Regions from separate parts of the Homo sapiens genome. Here region 1 is linked to region 2. A link is a loop called in an ENCODE intact Hi-C map of the cell type or tissue named here. Cell type or tissue: B cell. All regions are shown on one strand.

Region 1 (8,000 bases), 560 kb after region 2:
TGGATCACCTGAGGTCAGAAGTTTGAGACTAGCCTGGCCAACATGGCGAATCCCCGTCTCTACAAAAAATATTAAAATTAGCTGGGCGTGGTGGTGGGCGCCTGTAATCCCAGCTACTTGGGAGGCTGAGGCAGGAGAATCGCTTGAACCCAGGAGGCAGAGGTTGTGGTGAGCCGAGATTGCACCACTGGACTCCAGCCTGGGCGACTGAGTGAGACTGTCTGAAAAAAAAGAAAAAAAAAAAAAAAGAAGTACATATAGATAAACTATCTATTTAAAATGTAATATAGACCAATGGATTTAATGTAACAGTATGAAAAGTTCACTGATTTGGTTGCAGAGTCCACATTGCAACTCACCTTTAATAAATTACCACCTGTGGTCAGACATAGTGGCTCACACCTGTAATCCCAGCACTATGGCAGGCTGAGGCAGGAGGATTGCTTGAGGCCAGGAGTTCATTAGAATGATTTAAATCCTATTACCCAGTAATGGGATTGCTGTGTCAAATGGTATTTCTGGTTCTAGATCCTTGAGGAATCACCACACTTTCTTCCACAATGGTTGAACTAATTTACACTCCCAGCAACAGTGTAAAAGTGTTCCTGTTTCTCCACATCCTCTCCAGCATCTGTTGTTTCCTGACTTTTTAATAATCACCATTCTAAGTGGCATGGGATGGTATCTCATTGTGGTTTTGATTTGCATCTCTTTAATGAGTAGTGATGATGAGCTTTTTTTCATATGTTTGTTGTCCACATAAATGTCTTATTTTGAGAAGTGTCTGTTCATATCCTTCACCCACTTTTTGATGGGGTTGTTTGTAAATTTGTTCAAGTTCCTTGTAGATTCTGGATATTAGCCCTTTGTCAGATGGATAATTGCAAAAATTTTCTCCCATTCTGTAGATTTCCTGTTCACTCTGATGATAGTTTCTTTTGCTATGCAGAAGCTCTTTAGTTTAATTAGATCCCATTTGTCAATTCTGGCTTTTGTTGCCTTTCCTTTTGGTGTTTTAGTCATGAAGTCTTTGCCTATGCCTATGTCTTGAATGGTATTGCCTAGGTTTTCTTCTAGGATTTTTATGTTTTAGATCTTACGTTTAAGCCTTTAATCCATCTCGAGTTAATTTTTGTATAAGGTGTAAGGAAGGGGTCCAGTTTCAGTTTTCTGCATATGGCTAGCAAGTTTTTCCAACACCATTTATTAAATAGGGAATCCTTTCCCCATTGCTTGTTTTTATCAGGTTTGTCAAAGATCAGATGGTTGTAGATGTGTGGCGTTATTTCTGAGGCCTCTGTTCTGTTCCATTGGTCTATGTATCTGTTTTGGTACCAATACTTTGCAGTTTTAGTTACTGTAGCCTTGTAGTATAGTTTGACGTCAGGTAGCGTCATGCCTCCAGCTTTGTTCTTTTTGCTTAGGATTGTCTTGGCTATACAGGCTCTTTTTTGGTTCCATATGAAATTTCAAGTCGTTTTTTTCTAATTCTGTGAAGAAAGTCAGTGGTAGCTTGATGGGGATAGCACTGAATCTATAAATTACTTTGGGCAGTATGGCCATTTTCATGATATTGATTCTTCCTATCCATGAGCCTGGAATGTTTTTCCATTTGTGTCCTGTCTTATTTCCTTGAGCAGTGGTTTGTAGTTCTCCTTGAAGAGGTCCTTCACATTCCTTGTAAGTTGTATTCCTAGGTATTTTGTTCTCTTTGTAGCAATTGTGAATGGGAGTTCACTCATGATTTGGATCTCTGTCTGTTATTGGTGTATAGGAATGCTTGTGATTTTCACATATTGATTTTGTATCCTGAGACTTTGCTGAAGTTGCTTGTCAGCTTAAGGAGATTTTGGGCTGACACGATGGGGTTTTCTAAATATACAATCATGTCATCTGCAAACAGAGAGGATTTGACTTCCTCTCTTCCTATGTGAATGCCCTTTATTTCTTTCTCTTGCCTGATTGCCCTGGGCAGAACTTCCAATACTATGTTGAATAGGAGTGGTGAGAGAGGGCATCCTTGTCTTGTGCCAGTTTTCAAAGGGAATGCTTCCAGCTTTTGCCCATTCAGTATGATGTTGGCTGTGGGTTTGTCATAAATAGCTCTTATTATTTTGAGATATGTTCCATCGATACTTTTTTTTTTGAGACGAAGTCTGGCTCTGTCGCCCAGGCTGGAGTCCAGTGGTGCAATCTCGGCTCGCTGCAACCTCTGCTTCCTGGGTTCAAGAGATTGTCCTGCCTCAGCTTCCCAAGTAGCTGGGAGTACAGATGCGTGCTACCACGCCCGGCTAATTTTTGTGATTTTACTAGAGATGGGGTTTCACTATTTTGGCCAGGCTGATCTTGAACTCCTGACCTCAAGTGATCTGCCCACCTTGGCCTCCCAAAGTGCTGGGATTAGGGGCATGAGCCACCATGCCCGGCCAACTATTGTTATTTTAAATAAATGTTTAAAATGTCTTAGTTTTAATTTCTAAAATGATACCTATCCATATATGTAATCTATAGAAACGAAAGATCTTTTGGGTCCCTTATAATTTATGAGTGTATAGGGGACCTGAGACCAAAATGTTTGAGAACTGCTGCTGTAATTTATTCAACCATTCTCTTAAAATTAGGCATTTAAATTGTTACCAGTATTTTGCAATTGCAATGTTGCAGTCAATAATTTTGGGCATATGTGTTTTTCTGTTGTTGTAGATGTATCTTTAGGGCAAATTCTTAGTTTTGCCTGATCAAATAATGCATATGTAGTTTTGTTAGATATTACCAAATTCCCTTTCCAAAAGGTTGTACCTCAGTGCTACCACTGTCCCTCTCTCCTACCAACACCCATACTTTCTGTCAAACCTGATACAATAAGATATAATAACACTTTCAAGACTGTGTAATGGGAAAAGCTTTGGAACAGACAGACATGAGTTCAGTCCTGAGTAACTACTGGATATGAAGAGAAAGACTTGTTTTCCCATCAATAAAATGAGGCTAATGTCTGCTACAATATACAAAGGAATTGGCACATAGTGGGTGTTCATTAAATGGTAGCTGATGTTATTTATTATCTGAATCACTCTGGGCAAGTGGAAGTAGTGGTCAAGGTTGACCAGCACTGATATCCTGGATTCCTTGGGGGTAAAGAGTGGACTATGCAAACTGGAACTGTAGATGATGCTGACCGTAAGAAAGCATATAGAGTTGAGAATCTTGGAAGTTATCTAGGGTGCAAAAAGAGAATAGATCAATCTAACCAGAAAAGAGGCCAGAAGCAGATGCTGAAAGCTAGGGTATAGAACCAGAAGTTAGAAGATGCAGGCAATGAAATCACCAAATAGTTCATTAATTCAGCCAGTTAGTCAAATATTTATTGAATGCTACCATGTACCAAGCACAGTGTTCTGTGGTAAGCAAGGCACTATTCCTTACAGATGTTAGACTCTACTGATGGAAGCAGATGAGGAAATAGGCAATTACAATCTTAAGGGGTAAGTGCAGTGTGTTCTAGGAACACAAATCAGGGGTATCTAACCTGAACTTAGGGATCAGGAAAAACTTCTTAGAGGAAGTGTCACCTAAGTTGAGACCTGAAAAATGTCCAGGACTTTGCTAGGTGAATTGGGTAGAGGGAGGGAAGACAGTAGATAGGAAAAGAGTTTTTTGGGCAGCATAAATAGAATGTGCAACAACCTAGAAGCAGGAGAACACATAGTATGGTATGCCTGAAGAACTGAGAGGACAATTTTGGCTGAAGCAGAGAGTACAAAGTTGGGAAGCAATGACAGCCAAGACAGAGGCCAAATCAAGAAAGGTCTTCTAATTCTTGTCAAGGACTTTGGATTCTATCAGCAGTGAGAAGCTGTTAGAGCTTTTAATCTGGTCAATGATGTTAACAGATTTGATTTTAGAAGAGATCACAATGGTGTTAACAGATTTGATTTCAGAAAAGATCACAATGGTGTTAACAGATTTGATTTTAGAAAAGATCACTAACTGCTATGTAGGAAATAGATTAGAGGACACAGACTTGGAGGCAGGGAAGCCACTTATAAGTGTTTATTGCAGTCATCCAGGCAAAAGTGATGGTGACCTGAATTAGGTAGAGGAGGGAAAATACAGATTTCAGGAAGTAAAATCATCAAACTCATGATTGGATTGGCACGTGAAAAAGAGGGAGAGGTCAAGGATGACACTTGGGTTTCTGGGTTGGGTAACTTAGTAGTCAGTGCTGTCAAGCAGGGCGACAGCAGAGAAGGAGAAGGCTTGAGGGAGAAGATGATGAATGCTATTTCAACATGTTGCCAGATTAGGAAACAGGTTCAGAGAGGTGAAGTTGCCTGTCCAAAGTGACTGTAAGTGGCAGAGCTAAGATTCCAACCCAGGTGTGACTACAGATTTTCTTACTGCTTGAGCATTGCCACACCTTCTCCCACGCTCAGGGTGGGAATATGCACCAAGCACCAGGGAGAGGCAAACTGCTGAGACCACTTCTAATGTGGGTGAAGTGCTTTCCTGTCAGTTAGATTTGACTGGAGAATAATGGAAGAGGGTATTCCCACAAGCATAATTATTGTTATTAACATTCTGTCCATGATGACCCACACTGCCATCTTCTGGTGCCAGTAAGGAAGCATTAGGATACACTTGACAGTGGGGAATGTTTATGTTTTTTCATAAGAATTCTGTATGAGGCAGTATGGCATGTATGGTACAACGGAAAGACCCTGGGCTACAGTGTGAAAACCTGGGTTCTAATGATGTAAACATGGACTGGACTGAGGAGGAAAGTTGTGTAGGCATTTGAATCTCTGGGCTTTTCCTCAGGGTATCCAGTTCAGTCAGAGCTCCTTTAGCCTACCAACCTATTTGAGACTGCCCACAAGTACAGAGATAGTGTAGTGGAAAGAGCTTGTGTTTTGCAGTAAGCAGATCTGAATTCGAATTACAGCTCCACTAATTTCAGGTTGACTGGAGAAAGTCACTTATTCTGAGCATTGTTTTTCTGATTTGTATGGTACATAGTTGTAAGGGCTAGCAAGAAAGTGCCAGGTGCATGGTAGGCACTCAATTAAAGTTAAGTATCTTCCCTTGCCTTCTCTTATCTTTTAAACCTAAAACACTGTTTCCCATCACTATCTCTGGCAGCTCCAGAAAAGAGTTAACAACTACTTCATACCCTTTCCTGTTCTTTCCAATGTACATGTATTCTCTCATAATCAGAAAACCAAATAAAAAACATTTTGTTGTACAGAATAGACCAGCCAAATAGTGAGCATCCGTTGTGGCCAACATTTATTTTATTTGAATGTGCTGCATCTCGGTTGTGCACATGAACAAATGATGTGGACTCGTGTGTGTTCTCATGTGAATGTGAATTCACTTTAATTCTGCAAACACTGAGCTCTACCTATGATCCAGACACTATAGGAATAAAGAGTTGGGTGAAAATAGTGTTTTTGCTTGGTTTTGAATGTATGAGCATATGTGCTTTGGCTGAAGGAAGGGAGGATTCATAAAATTGAGGGATGTATGAGGTGAAAGCAGTGAAGGGCTGACACTAGCTCCAGTTGGCTCATGAGAGGCAATTGTTAGATTTTCGAAACTTTGTGAGCCAATTGTTAAACATTGCCATAATAGTTAGAAGAGAAGATTTGAAATGTTCCCGACTCAAAGAAATGATAAATCTGTAAGGTGATGGATATCATAAGTACCCTAATCTGATCAGTATATACTGTATGGAGGTATCTAAATATCATATATACCCACAAATATGTAAAATTATGTATCAATTAAAATGTTTAGTTAAAATTTAAATTATATAAACTTACAATTAAATTATGTTAAAAACCAAAGTAATAAATACAGGCAGCCCTTGCTTTGCACAGTTCTGAAATGCATGAATTTTAGTTACCATAGTTAACAACACAATTCAAATTTCATTTATCACAATATAGTAACTATAAGTAATTGCACACATTACAAACTTTGCTGCTGGCTCTTCAGTCCATGCATCACTATGTAAATAACAGATGCACATTATGATCAGTCATCAATCACACCACTTCTTTCAAAGTCAATCAGTGATAGACTTTGGTCTATCACTGCATATTTGTTATTCAGTTCTTTAACAAACAGCAAAGGATATATTGTGTTGCCTCCTTTTCTACCAGTAATAAAACTCACATGACATTTTAGAAAAATGAATAATCAAAAAGGGGAATTAGAAAAAAAAGATCAAGTGAAGTAAAGAAATGAAAAGTGATAAGGCTGGAAGTGAAACTTGAAGTAGTTGAGCATGGAAATTTTGACACTGTTCCCATTTGAAAGACTTTAGATATGTAACCAGAGGAACTTAGTGAAGGCAAACTTTTGAAAAAAATGAAGAAAATGGTTATAACCAAAAGGATGAAGATGTCTTAGAGACAGTAAGACCAGCAAAAAACTTCACATTAAAGGAACTCTTTGGCCAGGTGCAGTGGCTCACACCTGTAATCCCAACACTTTGGGAGGCTGAGGCGGGTGGATCATTTGAGGTCAGGAGTTCAAGACCAGCCCGGCCAACATGGCGAAACCCCATCTCTACAAAAAATACAAAAATTAGCTGGGCATGGTGGCAGACACCTGTAATCCCAGCTACTTGGGAGGCTGAGGCAGGAGAATCACTTGAATCGGGGAGGCAGAGGTTGAAGTGAGCCAAGATTGCACCACTGCACTCCAGCCTGGGCAACAGAGCGAGACTCCATCTCAAAATAATAATAATAATAATAACTAAGTAAATAAGTAAGAGAACTCTTAGAGATACTTCAAGACATTGAGAGTACCAAAAAATTTTTGATTTAAACAGGTTTTTCAAAATATATATTGAAAGTACAAAGAATAAGATGTTCGGAGTGGACCAGGCACAGTGGCTTAGACTTGTAATTCCAGCACTTTGGGAAGCCGAGGCAAAAGGATTGCTTGAGGCCAGGAGTGTGCAAGACCAGCTTGGGCAATATGGAAGACCCTGTGTCTACAAAAATAATAAAATTTTTAATTAGTCGGGCATGGTGGCTTATGCTACATAGTCCCCACTACTCAGGAGGCTGAGGCGGGTGAGGACTGCTTGAGCTCAGGAGTTCAAGGCTGCACTGAGCTACAATAGGGTCACTGCACTCCAGCCTGGATGACAGAGCAAGACCCTGTCTCTAAAAAAGTAAAAATAAAATGTTGGAAGTGGATCCAAACTTAGAACTAGGACCATGTTCCAAGCATGGAAACGTTGGTCACTCATAAATTATACAAAAACAAAGCAAGCACTATTCAAATTACCATTGATACTTTTTTTTTTTTACAAAGAAATACTTACTAATGTTTCAAATTTATTGTTTTTAATTAGTATACCATATCATTCAATGGGGAAAAAATAGTTTTCTCAACAAATGGTGCTGGGGGCCAGGCACAGTGGCTCACATCTATAATCCCAGCACTTTGGGAGACCAAAGTGGAAAGATCACTTGAGGCCAGAAGTTCAAGACCAGCCTGGGCAACACAGTGAGACCCCTGTCTCTAAAAAATATTTGAAAATTATCTGGGCATGGTGGTGCATACCTGTGAGTCCCATCTACTCAGGAAGCTGAGGTGAGAGGATTGCTTGAGCCCAGGAGTTTGAGGCTGCACTGACCTATGATTGCACCACTGCACTCAAGCCTGGGTGACAGAGCGAGACCTGTTTCTAAAAAAATAATGAAATGATATTATTGGCTGGGCACAGTGGCTCACACCTGTAATCCCAGCACTTTGAGGGGCCAAGGTGGGTGGATTACCTGAGATCAGGAGTTCAAGACCAGCCTGACCAACATGGTGAAACCTTGTCTCTACTAAAAATACAAAAAATTAGCCAGGCATGGTGGTAGGTGCCTGTAATCTCAGCTACTTGGGAGGCTGAGGCAGGAGAATTACTTGAACCTAGGAGGTGGAGGTTGCAGTGAGCTGAGATTGGGCCATTACACTTCCAGCCTGGGCAA
Region 2 (8,000 bases):
CAGGCAATCCTCCTGCCTCAGCCTCCCCAGTGGCTGGAACTATAGGCACGTGCCCCCATGCTTAGCTAATTTTTTATTTTTTGTAGAGACAGGATCTCACTATGTTGTCAGGCTGGTCTCAAACTCCTGGCCTCAAGCAATCCTTGCACCTTGGCCTCTCAAAGTGCTAGGGTAAGGTGTGAGCCACTGCACCTGGCCAAGGATGTCTTTTTTTTTTTGAGACAGGGTCCCGAGACAGGGTCCCACTCTGTCGCCCAGGCTGGTGTGCAGTGGCATGATCTCGGCTCACCACAACCCCCTGGCTCAAGTGATTCTCCTGCCTCAACCTTCCGAGTAGCTGGGATTACAGGGGCGTTTGCCACTACCACCCAGCTAATTTTTGTATTTTTAGTAGAGATGGGGTTTCGCCATGTTAGCCAGGCTGGTCTTGAACTAACCTCAAACGATCCACCCGCCTTGGCCTCCCAAAATGCTGGGATTACAGGTGTGAGCCACCGTGCCTGGCCCCATTTTAATTTTTTAAACTAAATTTTAGGCCAGGTGCAGTGGCTCACTTGAGCCCGGGAGGTGGAGGCTGCAGTGAGCCGAGATTGCTTCACTGCACTCCAGCCTCGGCCACAGAGCAAGACTCTGTCTCTAAATAAATAAATAAATAAATAAATAAATGTAAATAAATGAAAATAAAAATGATTCTAACCTTTTAATATTTTTTCTAAACTCTTGATAGCCCTAGTGGCTCATTTAGGAAATGTCACTATGGGCTAGAAATATTAATTTGTAGGTCAGCAGTTTCCTTAGTTTCACTTCAGTTTGGTTTTCTTCTGATAAATTCAAGTAAAATCAAAGTTAAATTTTTTACTTACAAGTAGCATTTGTGATCCAATTTTTCCAAACACTTCTATCTAGTATCCATTCAACCAGCCAGCATTTAATCTGAACACATGCTACAAAGATGACTGGAATGGTGTTCACTTAATGATAATGATGGTTATTTCTAGGTGGATTTGGAATGGTTACTTAAAAGAATAATGTTAAAATGTTTATATTTTTTGAGATTGAGTAATGGTACATGGAGATTTGAAGTTTTGCACACACACAAACAACTAAAAAAAGTGAGCCCTGCCACCACTTCTACTTAAAATTATTTGTTAGTGATTTCCCATTGTTTTTAAGATTAAATTCAGGGGTCTTAATGTGACCCTGCATGATCTGGTCCCTGCTTGCTTGCCTGCCTTGCACTATACTTTTCCTCCATGCTCTTTTTACACTTAAAATCATCTTTTTTTTTTTTTTCTTTTTTTTTTTTTGAGACAGAGTTATGCTCTGTCATCTAGGCTGGAGTGCAATGGCGCGATCTCTGCTCACTGCAAGCTCCACTTCTGGGGTTCATGCCATTCTTCTGCCTCAGCTTCCTGAGTGGCTGGCATTACAGGCCCCTGCCACCATGCCCAGCTCATTTTTTTTGTATTTTTAGTAGAGATGGGGTTTCACCATGTTGGCCAGGCTGGTCTCGAACTCCTGACCTCGTGATCCACCCGCCTCAGCCTCCCAAAGTGCTGGGATTACAGGCGTAAGCCACCGCGCCCAGCCTGATTTTTGTATTTTTGTAGAAATGGGGTTTTACCATGTTGGCCAGGCTGGTCTTGAGCCTCCTGATCTCAGGTGATCCGCCCACCTCGGCCTCCCAAAGTGCTGGGATTACAGGCGTGAGTCACCACGCCTGGCCTCCTGTGTATTTTAAATCAATTACTTAGAACAGGGGTATTCAATCTTTTTGCTTTCCTGGACCACATTGGAAGAAGAGTTGTCTTGGGCCATATATAAAATACAGTAATGATAGCTGATGAGCTTAAAAAAAAAATCACAAAAAAAATCTCATAGGCCAGGTGAAGTGGCTCACGCCTGTAATCCCAGCATTTTGGGAGGCTGAGGCGGGCGGATCATGAGGTCAGGAGTTCAAGACTAGCCTGACCAACGTGGTGAAACCCCGTCTCTACTGAAAACACAAAAATTAGCCTGGCGTGGTGGCATGCACCTGTAATCCCAGCATTTTGGGAGGCTGAGGCAGGAGAATCGCTTGAACCCTGGAGGCAGAGGTAGCAGTGAGCCAAGATCACGCCACTGCACTCCAGCCTGGGCGACACAGCAAGACTCCATCTCAAAAAAAAAAAAATAATAATAATAATAATTTCATAATGTTTTAAGAAAGTTTATGAATTTGTGTTAAGCCGCTTTCAAAGCCATCCCAGGCCCATGGGTTGGACAATCTTGACTTAGACTATCTAATACAATGTAAATACTGAGTAAATAATTGTTCTATTTTATATATTTTGTATTTTTTAATTGTATTGTTATTTTTTCCCTAATATTTTTGATGTGTGGTTGGTTGAACCCATGGATATGGAGGGCCCACTGTATGTTTAAATTAATAAACAATTAAGTGCTTGTCATATGCCATGTTCTCACTGTAACCCCATGAGGTAGATATTATTATCATTCCCAATTTTCACCTCCTTTACCTGTTTGAGTTTCCTCATAAGGTATCATCTGAATAAAAGATTCTACGGCTGAGAAAGCTAGGAGGTCTGTGCACTATGCCAGGCTACCTTTCATGCTGCCTGAGCTCATAGTATGGACATTTTTTTTTCTTTTTGAGGTAAAGTCTTGCTCTGTCACCCAGGTTGATCTCGAATTCCTGGCCTCAAGCAATCATCCTGCACAAAGTGCTAGGATTACAGGTGTGAGCCACTGTGCTCAGCCTTAAACTTTATTCAGGAATTGTTGTTGGCCAGGTGTGGTGGCTCACGCCTGTAATTCCAGCACTTTGGGAGGCCAAGGTGGGAGGATCGCTTGAGTCCCAGAGTTTAAGACTAGCCTTGGCAACATAGTGAGATCCTTTCTCTACAAAAAAATTTAAAAATTAGCCAGGCATAGTGGTTGGTGTGTGCCTGTAGTCCCAGCTACTTGGGGAGGCTGAGATGGGAAGATTGCTTTAGCCGGAGGTTGAGGCTGCAGTGAGCCGTGATCATGCCAGTGCACTCCAGCCTGGTTAACAAAGCAAGACCCTTTCTCCAAAAAAAAAAAAAAAATTCACTGACTTTGGCCTGAGACATTTAGGTTGTGCCCTGGCTTGGGTTTATTTTTTCCTACTTTCCTTCCTCTCAGGTGGTCTGACCCAGGACCTGAAAGCTGCCGCCAGGTGCTTTTTGATGGCGTGTGAGAAGCCTGGAAAGAAGTCAATAGCAGCATGTCACAACGTTGGCCTCCTGGCACATGATGGACAGGTTAATGAGGATGGCCAGCCTGACTTGGGAAAGGCCAGGGACTACTACACAAGGGCCTGTGATGGTGGCTATACTTCCAGTTGCTTCAACCTCAGTGCCATGTTCCTGCAGGGTGCCCCAGGCTTTCCCAAGGACATGGACCTGGCATGTAAATACTCCATGAAAGCCTGTGACCTGGGTCATATCTGGGCCTGTGCCAATGCCAGTCGCATGTACAAGCTGGGGGATGGTGTTGATAAGGATGAGGCCAAGGCCGAGGTGCTAAAAAATCGAGCCCAGCAGCTACACAAAGAACAGCAGAAAGGTGTCCAACCCTTAACATTTGGGTAATGTGGTCCACCCTCCCTCCCAGGCAACAAACTGCTTGAGGCTGGCAGCTCCTGTTTCTGAAGACTGATGCAGCCCTTGAAGGTCAACCTGCTGGAGCAAAAAAACTTGGGACTTGAATTTGTAGCTCCATTTACATGGATCCATTGCCCCAGCTACTGGAGTATAGCCTACAATGTTTATTTCAGTCAATATTCCTTTATCTGGGTGTTCTGTACAATGTTTATTACAGTCAATATTCCTTCATCTGGATGTTCTGTGAAGATAGCCATGTTTATGGGGGTCTTAGTTTTCAAACTCTGGCAACTCTGTGAAAAATAGGAGCAAACTAGAGAGCCCTGGAGATTGGTAGTAGGGAAGGGAGGATAGCAGGAAGTTTGAAAAATTAGCAGCCCCGGGGCCTAAAGGAATCAGCTGTCATCATTTTCATCATTATTATTTTGGTTAGGATGGCTTGAAAATCAGAACGTATCTTGGTTTACGTAATTGAGGTCTTAAAGAACTAAGAACAGTTAAATAGTCACAACTACCACCCTCTGACTTACATAATCATTGGTGTGGGCTTCGTTTTGCCTTTAGAGTCACATCTTTCAGTAAATTCACAGAGATCAAGAGGGACGTGCAACATACAGCTTAAAGGCTGTTATGCTTCAGGGTTGCTGAAGAAGATGAAACATCAGCCTGCCATCGTCTAGAAGAGACATTGGCAGTTAAAAATTAGCACCTCCAGTGTAGTCGCCTGGCACTGCCCATCATGCTGAGGGAGCAGATTCTTCCCAAGGCAGCTTCAGCTAGGAGTTTGTAAGCAAGGACTTTGTGACACATTTGTCCCCTGGAACTGAGCCTTTTTAACTGTCCCTGTGAATGAACAATTTTGAGTGACCTACGGTTTGTGTTAATTAGTGTTCTTTCCAGATTCCAGGTACCGTAGAGAGTATGTTCTTTGTGGTGGTTGTGCCTTTTAAGAACATTTGTGGCCGGGCACGGTGGCTCACGCCTGTAACCCCAGCACTTTGGGTGGCCAAGGCGGGTGGATCACGAGATCAGGAGATCATGACCATCCTGGCTAACACGGGGAAACCCCATCTCTACTAAAAAATACAAAAAATTAGCCGGGCGTGGTGGCAGGCGCCTGTAGTCCCAGCTACTGGGGAGGCTGAGGCAGGAGAATTGCTTGAACCCGGGAGGCGGAGCTTGCAGTGAGCTGAGATTGCGCCACTGCCCTCCAGCCTGGGCGATAGAGTGAGACTCCGTCTCAAAAAAAAAAAAAAATTTGCTTTTTCTGTTGTCTCCCCAGCTTGTCACCAGGGGGCGAGCTTGCCATTTCCCTGCTGGTAACAATACCATTCTGTCACCATCTACTGTTTTAGGCTTCCGTTTTGCAGCCGTCCTGAAAGGAAGGCTTGCTGTGTAAATGAAGGCTTGTGAGCACAGCAGCCAGCCTCTCAAGTTGATAGAGGACAGGGACTTCCCCAAGTGCACAGAGGAGATTTCAAAAGACATCAAATTCACTTTTTAAAAATGTAAAGTAGCTTTTGGTGTGCTTAAACTAGGTCAGGCCAGGCGTGGTGGCTCATGCCTGTAATCCTAGCATTTTGGGAGGCCAAGGCAGGTGGATCACTTGAGGTCAGGAGTTCGAGATCAGCCTGGCCAACATGACGAAACCCCTTTCTCTACTAAAAATATAAAAATTAGCTGGGCGTGGTGATGCATACCTGTAATCCCAGCTACTTCGGAGGCTGAGGCAGGAGAATCACTTGAACCTGGGAGGCAGAGGTTGCAGTAAACTGAGACTGTGCCACTGCACTCCAGCCTGGGCAACACAGCAAGACTCTGTCTCAAAAACAAAAACAAAACTAGGCCAGGTGCAGTGGCTCACGCTTGCAATCCCAGCACTTTGGGAGGCCGAGGCAGGCGGATCACGAGGTCAGGATTTCGAGAACAGCCTGGCCAACATAGTGAAACCTCGTATCTACTAAAAATACAAAAATTATCTGGGTGTGGTGGTGGGCACCTGTTGTCCCAGCTATTCAGGAGGCTGAGGCAGGAGAATCGCTTGAACCCAGGAGGTGGAGGTTGCAGTGAGCCAAGACCATGCCATTGCACTCCAGCCAGGTAACAGAGTGAGACTCTGTCTCAAAAAAACACACACACACACACACACAAAACTGTAGGTCAAAAAACATGAAAATATGTTCAACATCACTAATTAGGGAAATGTAAATCAAAAACCACAATGAACTCTTAAAATTCAACAGTAAGAAAACAACCTGATTAAAAACAGGCCAAAACCCTTAACATATCTCAGCAAAGAAGATAGACAGGTGGCAAATAAGCATATGAAAAGATGTTCCATATAACATGTCATCAGGAAAATGCAAGTTAGAACAACAGACCACTATACAACTATTAGAATGGCCAAAATCCAAAGCACCGACAGCATGAAATGCTGGGAAAGTTGGAGCAACCAGAACTCTTATTCCTTGCTGGTGGGAACGCAAGATGGCACAGCCACTTTGGAAGACAGTTAAGCAGTTTCTTACAAAAACTAGGTAAGCTCTTACCATGTGATCCAGCAATCTTGCTCTTTAGTATTTACCTGAAGGAACTGAAAACATGTCCACACAAAAACCAGCACATGGATGTTTATAGCAGCTTTATCTATAATTGCCAAAACTCAACCCAAAATGTCTTTCAGTAGGTAAATGGGTAAATAAATTGTGGTGCATGTAGTCATTATTCAGTGCTTAAATCAAGCTATGACAAATTATGAGTTATCAAGCTATAAGAAGTCACAGAGGAACTTAAATGAATGCTACTAAATGAAGCCAGTCTGAAAAGGCTTCATATTAAATGATGCCAACTATATGACACTGGGATGTATTCTGGAAAAGGCAAAACTATGGAGACAGTAAAAAGCAGTGGGTGGGGGAGGGGAGGGAGGAATAATTGGAGCACAGAAGATTTTTAGGGCAGCGAAACTACTCTGTATGATACTATAATTATAAATACCTGTCATTGTACATATGTCCAACCCCCTAAAATGTACAACACCAAGAGTGAACCCTAATGTAAACTGTGGACTTTGAGTGATAATGATGTGTCAGTGTAGGTTCATCAATTACTGCAAATGTACCTCTTTGGTGGGAGATGTTGAAAATGGTGGAGACTATGCATGTGTGGGGACAACAACTATATGGGAAATCTCTGTACCCTCTCAATTTTGCTGTAAACCTAAAATTGCTCTAAAATATAAAGTCTATTAAAACCACAATGATATTGCCTCATATCCCATTAGGATGGCTACTATTAAACACCAAAACAAAGTAAGTGTTGTCAAGGATACAGAGAAATTAGAACCCTGTGAACTGGTGCAGCTCCCCCAAAATGAAAAACAGAATTGCCGTTTGATCCAGCCATTCCACTTCTGGGTACATATCTGTGTTAGGCCATTCTTGCATTGCTATAAAGAAATACCTGAGACTGGGTAATTTATAAAGAAAAGTTTAATTGGCTCAGGAAGCATGGTGCTGTGCATCCTATTGGCTTCTGGTGAGGCCTCAGAAGCTTACAGTCATGGTGGAAGGCACAGGGGGAGTCAGTGTATCACATGGTGAGAAGGCAAGAGCAGGAGCAAGAGAGTGAGCAAGGGGAGATACCACACACAAATCTCCTGAGGACAGCACCAAGGGGAGGGTCCTAAACCATTCATGAGAAATCCTCCCCATGATCCAATCACCTCCCACCAAGCTCCACCTCCAACATTGGGGATTAAATTTCAACGTGAGATTTGGGGGACAAGTATCCAAACTATTAATATCCAAAAGAATTGAAAGCAGGGTCTCCAAGAGGTATCTATACCCATATTCTTAGCAGCACTATTCATAGTAACCAAAGGGTAGAAGGAACCCAAATGCCCATCAGCAGATGAATGAATACACAAAAGGCGAGATGTACATGCAATGGAATATTATTCAGCCTTGAAAAGGAAGGAAATTCTGACACATGCCACAAAACATGGCTGAATCTTGAGGACATCGTGCTAAGAGAGTCACAAAAAGACATGCTGTATAAGCCAGTCACAAAAAGACATGCTGTATATGAGGCATCTAAACTTGGGTATGAGTTGTATATAAACTCAGAAACAGAAAGTAAAATGGTGGCTGCCAGGGGCTGGGGTGAGGAGGAAATGAGTTTTTTGTTTTTGTTTTTGTTTTGAGATAGGCTCTTGCTCTGTCGCCTAGGCTGGAGTGCAGTGGCACTATCATAGCTCACTGCAGCCTCTAACTCCTGGGCTCAGGTCATCCTTCCACCTCAGCTTCCCAAGTAGCTGGGACTACAGGTACACACCACCACGCCCAGCTAGTTTTTGTATTTTTTGTAGAGACG

Evidence for each region. Hi-C counts contacts between places; a loop is a spot of excess contacts. Peaks named below come from ENCODE experiments on the same cell type or tissue, not always from the same donor. Only the 100,000 strongest peaks of a DNase experiment are listed, where the experiment ranks them.
Region 1: it touches region 2 in a loop (21-fold over the local background); 34 of 110 quality-filtered maps call a loop at or near these places.

The regions. Positions count from the first base shown.
Region 1 is chr1:52,124,228-52,132,227 of GRCh38, reverse strand. No RefSeq gene overlaps it. Among named protein-coding and RNA genes, the nearest start is that of ZFYVE9, 14 kb to the left of the region's middle. In B cell, a CTCF peak has its summit at 4,525; a DNase peak (open chromatin) is centred at 4,597; H3K27me3 peaks cover 535 bases.
Region 2 is chr1:52,683,334-52,691,333 of GRCh38, reverse strand. COA7 (cytochrome c oxidase assembly factor 7) reads left to right here. Exons shown (of 3, transcript NM_023077.3): 3 at 3,166-6,885. The coding sequence ends at 3,614. Among named protein-coding and RNA genes, the nearest start is that of COA7, 11 kb to the left of the region's middle. RefSeq lists a silencer at 3,171-3,371. In B cell, CTCF peaks have their summits at 667, 4,721 and 4,920 (motif pointing right); a DNase peak (open chromatin) is centred at 4,963; H3K27ac peaks cover 2,802 bases.